Linked DNA regions of Homo sapiens: regions 2 and 3 are each linked to region 1. The links are chromatin contacts, found by Hi-C in ENCODE. All regions are on one chromosome and are shown on one strand. The core of a region is the stretch at or near the end of the contact, and the rest is flanking DNA. Distances in the headings are between cores, read along the strand shown.

Evidence for each region. Hi-C counts contacts between places; a loop is a spot of excess contacts on that map. Pooled maps may share reads with other maps.
Region 2: a map of naive thymus-derived CD4-positive, alpha-beta T cell shows a loop between it and region 1 (10-fold over the local background). The contact joins two enhancer-like sites. A Hi-C loop is called at or near these places in 2 of 168 maps with a recorded cell type or tissue (MCF 10A and naive thymus-derived CD4-positive, alpha-beta T cell), 3 of 37 single-sample maps with no recorded cell type and 13 of 50 pooled maps.
Region 3: a loop to region 1 is called in a pooled map, with 4 times the contacts of the local background. The contact joins two enhancer-like sites. A Hi-C loop is called at or near these places in 1 of 168 maps with a recorded cell type or tissue (MCF 10A), 2 of 37 single-sample maps with no recorded cell type and 7 of 50 pooled maps.

The regions. Positions count from the first base shown.
Region 1 is chrX:45,069,036-45,072,401 of GRCh38, forward strand. It overlaps KDM6A (lysine demethylase 6A), which reads left to right. Exons shown (of 30, transcript NM_001291415.2): 18 at 544-1,322. Among named protein-coding and RNA genes, the nearest start is that of DIPK2B, 130 kb to the right of the region's middle. Within about 2 kb of position 1,541, at least 3 of the 41 ENCODE cell types and tissues checked have a DNase peak (open chromatin) inside an H3K27ac peak, as active enhancers do.
Region 2 is chrX:44,244,269-44,247,634 of GRCh38, forward strand. The region is part of intron 7 of EFHC2 (EF-hand domain containing 2); the gene reads right to left. Among named protein-coding and RNA genes, the nearest start is that of EFHC2, 98 kb to the right of the region's middle. Within about 2 kb of position 1,648, at least 2 of the 41 ENCODE cell types and tissues checked have a DNase peak (open chromatin) inside an H3K27ac peak, as active enhancers do.
Region 3 is chrX:44,263,380-44,266,745 of GRCh38, forward strand. The region is part of intron 3 of EFHC2 (EF-hand domain containing 2); the gene reads right to left. Among named protein-coding and RNA genes, the nearest start is that of EFHC2, 79 kb to the right of the region's middle. Within about 2 kb of position 1,717, at least 2 of the 41 ENCODE cell types and tissues checked have a DNase peak (open chromatin) inside an H3K27ac peak, as active enhancers do.

The DNA of each region.
Region 1 (3,366 bases), core at 291-2,790:
AACTTTAGGTATTTTTTGAAATATTTTCATAGATTTAATAGTTCTGCCCTTAATTTTGAGGATAGCTACTTTAACAATAGGATTTGAATTACAGAAGATTATATTTTAATGATAATTTTAAAGGCTTAATGAACTCACTTTCTATATTAATCTTTTAACAGATCACAGACCAGTGAGAGTTGGTTTATGTTGATCCATGGTCATAGCTTTTAATTATTAATGATGATATATGTCTATCCATGTCTGATTTTAGAGATGAAAATATGTATATTGGAACTTAAAATTTGTAATGCTTCATCTGAAGTAGTTTATTCTACACTAATAATGGAGTCATTTTAGATAGCAAGGAAGAAAAATTTCTCTAAAGATGTTAAATACTGATTAGCTAAGTTGCAGGTACTTTTTGATAACTTTAGGACTTGGGTCAAATTATCTTATACAGTTAGATATTTATTTTTAGTGGCTTTTCTCTTTAATATTTTAAATTCTGTATATTCTGAGTTTGCTTAATATTAGATTTAAACTATTTTTCTTTCTTTTTAGGGGCTTCACAAAGGTCAGAGTTCACATTCGGCAGGTCCTAATGGTGAACGACCTCTCTCTTCCACTGGGCCTTCCCAGCATCTCCAGGCAGCTGGCTCTGGTATTCAGAATCAGAACGGACATCCCACCCTGCCTAGCAATTCAGTAACACAGGGGGCTGCTCTCAATCACCTCTCCTCTCACACTGCTACCTCAGGTGGACAACAAGGCATTACCTTAACCAAAGAGAGCAAGCCTTCAGGAAACATATTGACGGTGCCTGAAACAAGCAGGCACACTGGAGAGACACCTAACAGCACTGCCAGTGTCGAGGGACTTCCTAATCATGTCCATCAGATGACGGCAGATGCTGTTTGCAGTCCTAGCCATGGAGATTCTAAGTCACCAGGTTTACTAAGTTCAGACAATCCTCAGCTCTCTGCCTTGTTGATGGGAAAAGCCAATAACAATGTGGGTACTGGAACCTGTGACAAAGTCAATAACATCCACCCAGCTGTTCATACAAAGACTGATAACTCTGTTGCCTCTTCACCATCTTCAGCCATTTCAACAGCAACACCTTCTCCAAAATCCACTGAGCAGACAACCACAAACAGTGTTACCAGCCTTAACAGCCCTCACAGTGGGCTACACACAATTAATGGAGAAGGGATGGAAGAATCTCAGAGCCCCATGAAAACAGATCTGCTTCTGGTTAACCACAAACCTAGTCCACAGATCATACCATCAATGTCTGTGTCCATATACCCCAGCTCAGCAGAAGTTCTGAAGGCATGCAGGTTAGTGTGGGAAAGTTCATCAAAGTGAAAATGTTTGACTTACTGGCATGATCAGAATGCTGAAATTTGGACCGTTTAAGATATGGGAAGTAAGCAAAAGATGGTGTAGTCATTCATCTAAGAGTTTGACAGAAGCTTTATTTTGCTTAGATGTTGTAGTCAAATCAGATGTGAGAAGTATTCCTGTAAATTGCTTATTTTGAGTGGGTGTGTCTGATTGTGCTGTTACTGCCCTCTACTGGTTACTAGGTTGTCAGCTTCAGTGTGATTGACTTCGCTCTGGGGATTTAAACAAGAGAATGGGTTAAATCATATTTGGCCAAATACAGCAAGGCTGGAAAACCCTATGGGTTTTTTTTTTTTTTTTATCAGAGCCTATTAAATGTTAGGCTAGGAATGGACCCCATCACTTATCAAGGCTAGTCTTTGCTTACAATTGAGAAAACTGGACTGTTTGAATCTAGAAGAGGTTATAAAGCAGGCAGAAGAGGAAGGAAGAGGTCAGGGGCAATGGGCAGTGGAGAGACATGACAGACTGTCAGCCATTCTGGAAGGAGCCAGACATATTCTGCTAGTCTAGGAAGGGCAGGGCCTCAGAAATTTATGAAGAAATGAACCTCCTCTGTCCCACAAAAGAAGAATCAAAGGATCAGGCAGCATCATCTTTCTCTGATATTTGGAGGACATATAGATTCTTACTGGCCTTTTCATTGTATATGACACATATATAATTTTTCTCATTTACTTGTAGTTGTTGTCCTCTATAAGTGACTAAATCTTGAATGAAATTTAGTTAACATAACTGGAACAAACAAATAATTCTGTAATATTTTCTGATACATTAAATGTTAAGTTTGAGCAGACATATAGTAGATTTTAAAAAGATCTTTTTTTGGTTGTAGATTGTCATGATATATAGAAAATAACCATTCTATAAATAGAAATTATAAACATTAGTTCTAGTTTGGCTACATTGACCATTTAATATAGCTTTTACATTTTAAAGTTCAAAACAATTCTTATTTATAGCCATATAAACCTCTTCCTGCAGTTGCTAGTACTTATATGTCTTATTTATTGTTATGTAAAAGTGTGATTATCTTTTCTGTTGTTCAGATTATTTTATTAGAAGGTATCCTGGGTCTACCGTTAAATGTTTGTCACTGACGAATGATTGAGGTGAAATTAAATTTTATTTATATATAAGTTTGCTGCTTGGGAGGGATGTGGGGTAGGAGCAATGGAGTATGGAGAAGAAATTTCAATTAATTTAAATTTATCGCTTTAATTGTGACACTAGAACTTTACTATAAATTACACTATAGTCATTTTTCTTTAAAGAGTTTGAGTGTTAAAAATACCTTTTGGTCTGTGTTTTCTTTTCTTTTCTTGTCTTTTCTTGTCTTTTCTTGTCTTTTCTTGTCTTTTTTTAAGACAGTTTCGCTCTTGTTGCCCAGGCTGGAGTGCAATGGCGCGATTTCAACTTACCGCACGCTCTGCCTCCCAGGTTCAAGCGATTCTCCTGCCTCAAGCCTCCCAAGTAGCTGGGTGGGATTACAGGCATGCAGCACCACACCTGGCTAATTTTGTATTTTTTAGTAGAGACGGGGTTTCTCCATGTTGGTCAGGCTGGTCTTGAACTCCCAACCTCAAGTGTTCCACCTGCCTCTGCCTCCCAAAGTGCTGGGATTACAGGCGTGAGCCACTGTGCCCAGCTGGTCTTTGTTTCATTTTCTATTAGTTTCTATTTCTGTTAGTTTCTATTTCATTATTTCCTGTCAAATTTTAACTATTTAGTTGTTATTCTGACATAGACTAGGGCAGAAATTACATCCTTTTTTATATTTTATTTTTTTCTTTATTGGGTCCACGTTGTTGGCAGCATTTTCCTTAGTGACCTACAACATGGTGATTGCTGTAATTAATCTTAACTGTCTTACAAGATTTTTTAAGGTCAGTAACTTAAGAGGACATTGGATGATCTCTAAATGAAATTCTTCTAAAGCATATAGTGAGGTTCTTGAGTTCCTAAAATTTGTTTCTT
Region 2 (3,366 bases), core at 398-2,897, 820 kb before region 1:
TACATCTTTTTGGAAACTCTGGCTCAAGATCCAACTTTAAATCCCATTTATCTGGGTAATTTGCATACGTTCACAAAGCTCTGGACTCACAGCTGAATGACAAGTTTCCTCACTTTGGTTTTCCATCATCCCAGCATCCTGCGTGTTTTAGGTGTTCAAAAATATTCATTGAATAAATGAAAAAGTATACATTTTTGTACAAAGCATCTTCCCCAATGTCTCAAGTTGGCATTCTGCTAGATCCTGAGACAGATATGTCTTTTAATTATCTGATTCCTCTAATTCCAAGTGACTTGTCAAAACATATATATATTGAATGCCCATCCATGGTTGACTAGATTCCAACAAATTGGCAGACAGATGATACATATTACAAAGGAGTCTTAATGCTTCTTCGTGGTGATTTTCTATTCACCATCTCAGTGGGAAAGACTACTGGGAAAAGCCTTCAGTTACCTCAACGTTCACTGCTTATGTTCTAGTAGCCTAGAGATGAATACAGGTTTTGGGAGGCTGGAAGCTTAAATAATTTGGGCAAAGCTCTTCTAGGCAAAGAATGTCAAATTACTAAGACAAAGTTAGGCCAGGGCCTTGGATTGGGACCCCTGGAAAGGAAGACCTCTAAAGATTACGCTTCATTAGCTTCAAGGTAAATCCACTTGTGCTTGTATTCAATACCCATGTCAAATGATTTCAATGAAACCTAAATTCGTGAATCACATTATGTTAGAGCTATAAAATCTTTAAGAATCCTCCCATCTCAACCATCTTCATTTCATAGGGGAAGCAAAAGAAACAAAATTGTTAGGTCCATCAGGGCCATGTGATGAGACCAGAAGCCAATTCTATCCTATTGGTGCAATTTTAAGTGTCCAATTCACTCAAATAATCATTAAACACTCATCTTAAATGTCCTGCTGTTCCTAAAAATTCAGAGATGGCCAGAAATGACTCCACAAAATTAAAGGTGCTTTAAGATTTTTGTTGAATCTAAGCATAGCCCAATAAGTGTTCAACAGCAACAAGAATGAACAATCTTGTTACTAGTTTCATTGTCCCAGCCACTAAGAAAAAATAAGAAAGTCCACTGATAGACAAATAATAACCTAAAGCAGAAATTCCTACGTAAGAACAGTTTACATTTGATCCCTGTCCTTTTAGTGAAAGAAACACCTGCTGGAACCCCTAGAGCCTTTTTCAACCTTCATGCTATAGGAAAGATCAACAGACCTCCATCTGCCGGACCGTGTTCATTCACATAAAATAATGAGGGAGTGACATGCTACAGCCTGGCAGGCAAGCCAGGGCCAGCAGGATGGCCAAACTGTCTGATGGAGGGGGTCCCACTGCACTATTAAAGAGAAGAAATCTATGGAATCACCTTCTCCTTAGAATCCTTAAATGTATGAAGGAATCATCTTAAGAGATTGAGTTTTACACAGGAGCTCAAATGTCTCTTGGAATTTTAGCAAGCCCTCCACTTCTACATAAATAGAAAGGTTATCCATGTACCTTTCTTGGGACTGTGGCCAACTCCTTCTCTTTGTCTGCCATTTTTTCTCCCCCAAAATATGTTGGGGTGTCATTACACAGGAGAAGGTACTAAAGCACCAAGGCGGCGTACTGCGTTAGAAATCTCCCGTGACTTCCTGCTAGAGACGCCCCTAGCTGTGTTGCTGCTGCTTGTCAGATCCTTCCTGCGTGCTGCACAGTGGAGATACCCAGGTTTTCTACTGAACACAATTATTGACAAAGGAGGAAATGTGACCACAATTATTGACAGAACCACAATGATTGATGGGACTTTGTCCTGGTTTGGGTTTTAAGGATACCAAAACATAACGCATGTAATTTGGTCAATTTAAAAAATTGCTGAGACCAGATGAACTATAAATAAAATTAAAATGGCAGAAATAACTGTATCTAAGCAACATTAAGGATATTAATTTAACCTTACCAAAAAATCAGGAAAAGCAAATGCAAAGATTATCAGAGAACACTGATTCATTCTCCCCTCCACCTCATCATAGATATAATTTCTAGTCTTTACTTACATTAAGTACACTGTTGTAACACAAGAAATGTTGTGTAATAATAGTGTCTGTTAAATGGGATATTTTAACATATGTTATGAGAAATATAAAAAGTCAGTGTGACTATGAAATGCATCATAATTTTGCATTTGCATAATTTTCTGTTTAAATGCATAATGCTCATGTTATATTAGCTTTAGAGGCACAGACTACTTTTTTTTTACATAATACAATTAGTCCACGGAGTGAACAAAAGAAGTGAACAGAAAGAAATTAGCACAAGGACTCGACTGAAATGGACCATAGGACATTTGAAGCTGATACATTTACCCAGGATGGCTCGATTTGGAGCACACCAGGGAATTCACACTGCCTCAAAAAATTTTCTAGAGAAGCCGTTAAGACCCTAACAACATACTAAGTCCCACCAGTAGGACATTCATTTTCCCAAATGCAACTTTCATATTCTCACCAAGCTGACAGACAAACATCAACCAAAAGTTAGACTTTATGTTTAAGGAATCATATAATGCTTTGGAACACCACATCCTTTATATTAAGGTAATCATCAGGTGTAAGTTACGGTTTTTGGTGACTCATCTTGATATATACATTTAAATTTTCATTCTACACTAAAGACGGATTCCAAACAGGCATCTACATTTATTAAAGGCCAAATTCTTTTCCCACAGTCTAGGGGCCACCAGCAGCTTCTCTATAGCAGCTGCCACCTGCACATTCCTGGCTGCTTCTTGTCCACAGTCCCCAAGGCAAATATGCCCAACTGTGTCCACTGAAGGGGACTAATTTTAGAAAATAAAAAGAGGCCACCAATTTGGCCCCAGTAGGGCCCATACATTTTGACTAATCTGGCATGCAGATGCAGTGCAACAAATTCCCCTAATGAACCTAAGAGTAAAACTGTAAGCCTTTTTCACTCTAACCCCCTTGTGTACTTGATGTGCCTTCTCTCACAATATAAAGATTCCCAGAAGGCCAGGAATACTACACAATGCGGACAACAAGACACATAACATGGCTTCATCTCATTCTAGTGACAAAGCACCTTGTCTTTCAAGAAGCTGCGGTTGCACTTGGCTTCCATCTTGCCCCTCGGGGAAGTGTGTTCATATGAATACTCCAAGGTTCAGAAAGAAGTACAGGACTAAGTACCCACTATCCCAACTCCAGTACCAAACTGGGAGGTCAGCAAGTCCCATCAATTCCTAGCAGCAGCAGGTACCTGGAGCCTCAGGTAGAGGGGAGTTTAACAAATGAGGGTTTATGCTTTAGGTTTCACGTCACATCCTCCGCCAGCTTCCAAGACACTCAT
Region 3 (3,366 bases), core at 467-2,966, 810 kb before region 1:
TGTGTTGGGCTCTCTTCCATTATTCTACTTATCATCTTTTCACTCTGTTGAGGGGAAATTACCTAAAATCATTTTCAGCTTCTTTTCTTTGCAGCAATTTTTAATTACTTGGTGCATTAAATTAAAATAATAAAACTATAAAATTAGAACTGGCCTAGAATATTTTTAAATGTACTACATAAAAGATGATACAATTTTACTGTGAAAAAATTATACTTCAATTAGCCTTTAATTCATAGCACTGAAAACAGTATGCAAATTATTTAATCATTCAAGATTAGACATTTAGAACAAATTGCATACTTAAACATGTATAAAAGGATGGGCATTTCAGGTATTTTCAGGAACCATTATATACTACTTTAAAAATACTTATATTGTGACAGTTTTTAAAATATATAAGAATTATTCAACAGTCAGGAGCTTCTTCAAAAATTCCATCTATCTTGCATTTTTACTTCATTATAGAAATTCAAATAAGCAAGTTAGCGATGATTTTTGTTCCATAAGACTTTGAATAGGAGTCCTATATTTTTCTAGGTGGCAAAAACTGGCCCACCCACTGGGCTTTTAAATAATACTAATCACAATCATCATCATAGCCCTAGGATAAACTTTCACTTACATTTTCTCATTTAATCCTCAATAATTCTATAAGGCAGATAATACATGAAATATGAATATTCAGTTTAAGGATGAGAAAACCAAAGCTCAGAGAGGTTAAATGCCATGCCCAAGGTCATGCCCTAACAAATGGCAGTAAAAGATCTTGAAGTTGGGCTTTCAGACTCTAACTAAATACCATTACTTTCCATAGTTTGCACTGAGCTGTATCTCACTGTACTGCAGCTACATATTACTTGAGGAGGAAGAGCCATAGGCATAACAGGATGGAAATGGATAAAAGAGCTACCAGCCACCATGAAAAGAAAAGAGAGATGAAGCTGCTCTTCCGAAAGAACAGCCTCTCTCCTCGAAGGGGAAATTTCCAGAGATGCCCACCCACTGCTATGGCAATGCACCCTGCAGGGCCTGCCCCACCAGCTGACTTGCCTCTCCCAGGAGCCTGCAGATCTCAAGCCCCCCAACTCTTCCTTCTCTTAGCCGCTACACTTCTCTCACTAGATGCTTCTCAGAAAAGGCCAGGGAAGCTCTTCTTGGTGACAAAAAAGAATCCTGAACACCCATGAGTTAGAAAGAAAAGGCAGGTCTAACACTAACAGTAAAGTTTTGATAACCAAAAATCTAACGTCACAATTCCATATTAATCAGAAAACCAAGGTGGGCCATTTGAAATGTACAGTTGCACATGAGAGCTTTCAATAACATATTCATAGGATTTCTCAACTGTGTCCTTTGAGAATTAAAATTTCTAATTATCAGAATTTTTATGTTTTTAGTCTTCCACGATAAATGGCAGAAACTCCATCAGCAGGAATTTGTTTTGGGATATCAAAGAAATGGGCAGGATACCATGTCCTTGACCCACATTGAAGAGCAGGTGAAATCATCAAGGTAGATAAATAAAGATATTGTTACAAAACAGAAAAACAACTAAAGCACCATATTTGCCCTTTAAATTTTCAGGAGTTTATCTTAACTGCCCAATAAAGACTATTGGGACACATGTCCAGCTTTTCCTCATCTTCATGTTTTACATTTCTCTTCCTTTGTAAAAGCCCTGCTATCTGGCTATGCTCTTCAAGCTTTAACTTTCTAACATTTCCCTGTGGTTTAGATCAAAGTGACCATATATCCATTTATGTTTCATGTGTTTTCATGTTATTCAGTTGAGACTTGCCTTAGATCTTTGCTCATACCACTAAATTTACTTTTCTGGAATTCACCTTCCAGAATTAAGACTCCAAACTCTCACCTCTATTTTATTTTTTATTTATTTATTTATTTTTGAGACAGGGTCTCACATCATTGCCCAGGCTACAGTGCAGTGGCATGATCATGGATCAATGCAGCCTCAACCTCCCAGGCTCAAGCGATCCTCCCTACCTCAACCTCCCGTGTAGCTGAGATTACGGGCATGGCCACCACGCCTGGCTAACTTTTTATTTTTTGTAGAGACAGCCTTGCTTTGTTGCCCAGGCTGGTCTTGAACTCCTGGACTTAAGCAATCCTTTTGCCTCGGCCTCACAAAGTGCTGGGATTACAGGCGTGAGCCACTGCACCTGGGTCACCTCTATTTTAATTTAAGTATGTTAATTTCATTTTAGTAATGCTGCAGGCCTAGAGTACATCCAAGTCTAAAGGCAGATATTTCTTAGGTAAATGAAGATATAACTGCAATTGCCACTTATCATCACATCTACAAGTTTGTGCCCTAAAAATACTAAGAGGCTTAACCACAATCACACATAACAGAGTGTCTTTTCTTCCTCTTGTGCTTACTATATTCCTCTACTAAAATGACTTGTATACTTTTACTTTTATTTTTCTAAAATGTCACCTTTAGAGTTTCGGTTTCACAAGAATAATTATTTTTATATACACAACCGGGCACTCACCTTGCAGCAAAAGAATAAGAAGTTAAAAATTCCACATTTCTGCTCACAATAAGAAACAGTAACCCTACGCATCTCCCCCTTAGCTATTGAAAAAGCACCAAAATAACAGATGCTTTAATGTCCTCTTGCATGACCACCTTCTTGCCCTGTTTTCCCTATTCAATCTATGATCTGCTCCCAAATACTTCCCAATTTATTGTCCCACCACTTTATCTCATGTTGCTCCTTTTGACTATTCTGCCTTTCTCTTCCATCTTTATCTAGAGAAACTTTTGAGGTACCATTCAAATGCCAGATTCTCTAGTGGATATTGGCTTTTCCTCCTCTAATCCCTCAAGTACCTGGTTCTCTCCCCAGTGTCCACCCTCTAGGGTGACCAGATTTAGCAAATTAAAATATAGGCTGCTCAGTTAAATTTGAATTCCAGATAAACAACAAAGAATTCTTTTTTTTTTTAAATTTTTTTAATTTTTTTTCACCCAGGCTGGAGTGCAGTGGTGTGATCTCGGCTCACTGCAACCTCCGTCTCCCAGGTTCAAGCAATTCTCCTGTCTTAGCCTCCTGAGTAGCTAGGATTATAGGCATGTGCCACCACACCCAGCTAATTTTTATATTTTTAGTCGACGAGGTTTTGCTATGTTGGTCAGGCTGGTCTCAAACTCCCGGCCTCAAGTTATCAGCCCGCCTCTGCCTCCCAAAGTGCTGGGATTACAGGTGTAAGCCACCATGCCCAGCCAAATTCTTTAGTATAACTATGTCCTATGCAATATTTGGGACATAATTATACTAAAAACTTCATTGCTTACCTGAAATTCAAATATAACTGAGTATCTTATACTTCATCTGG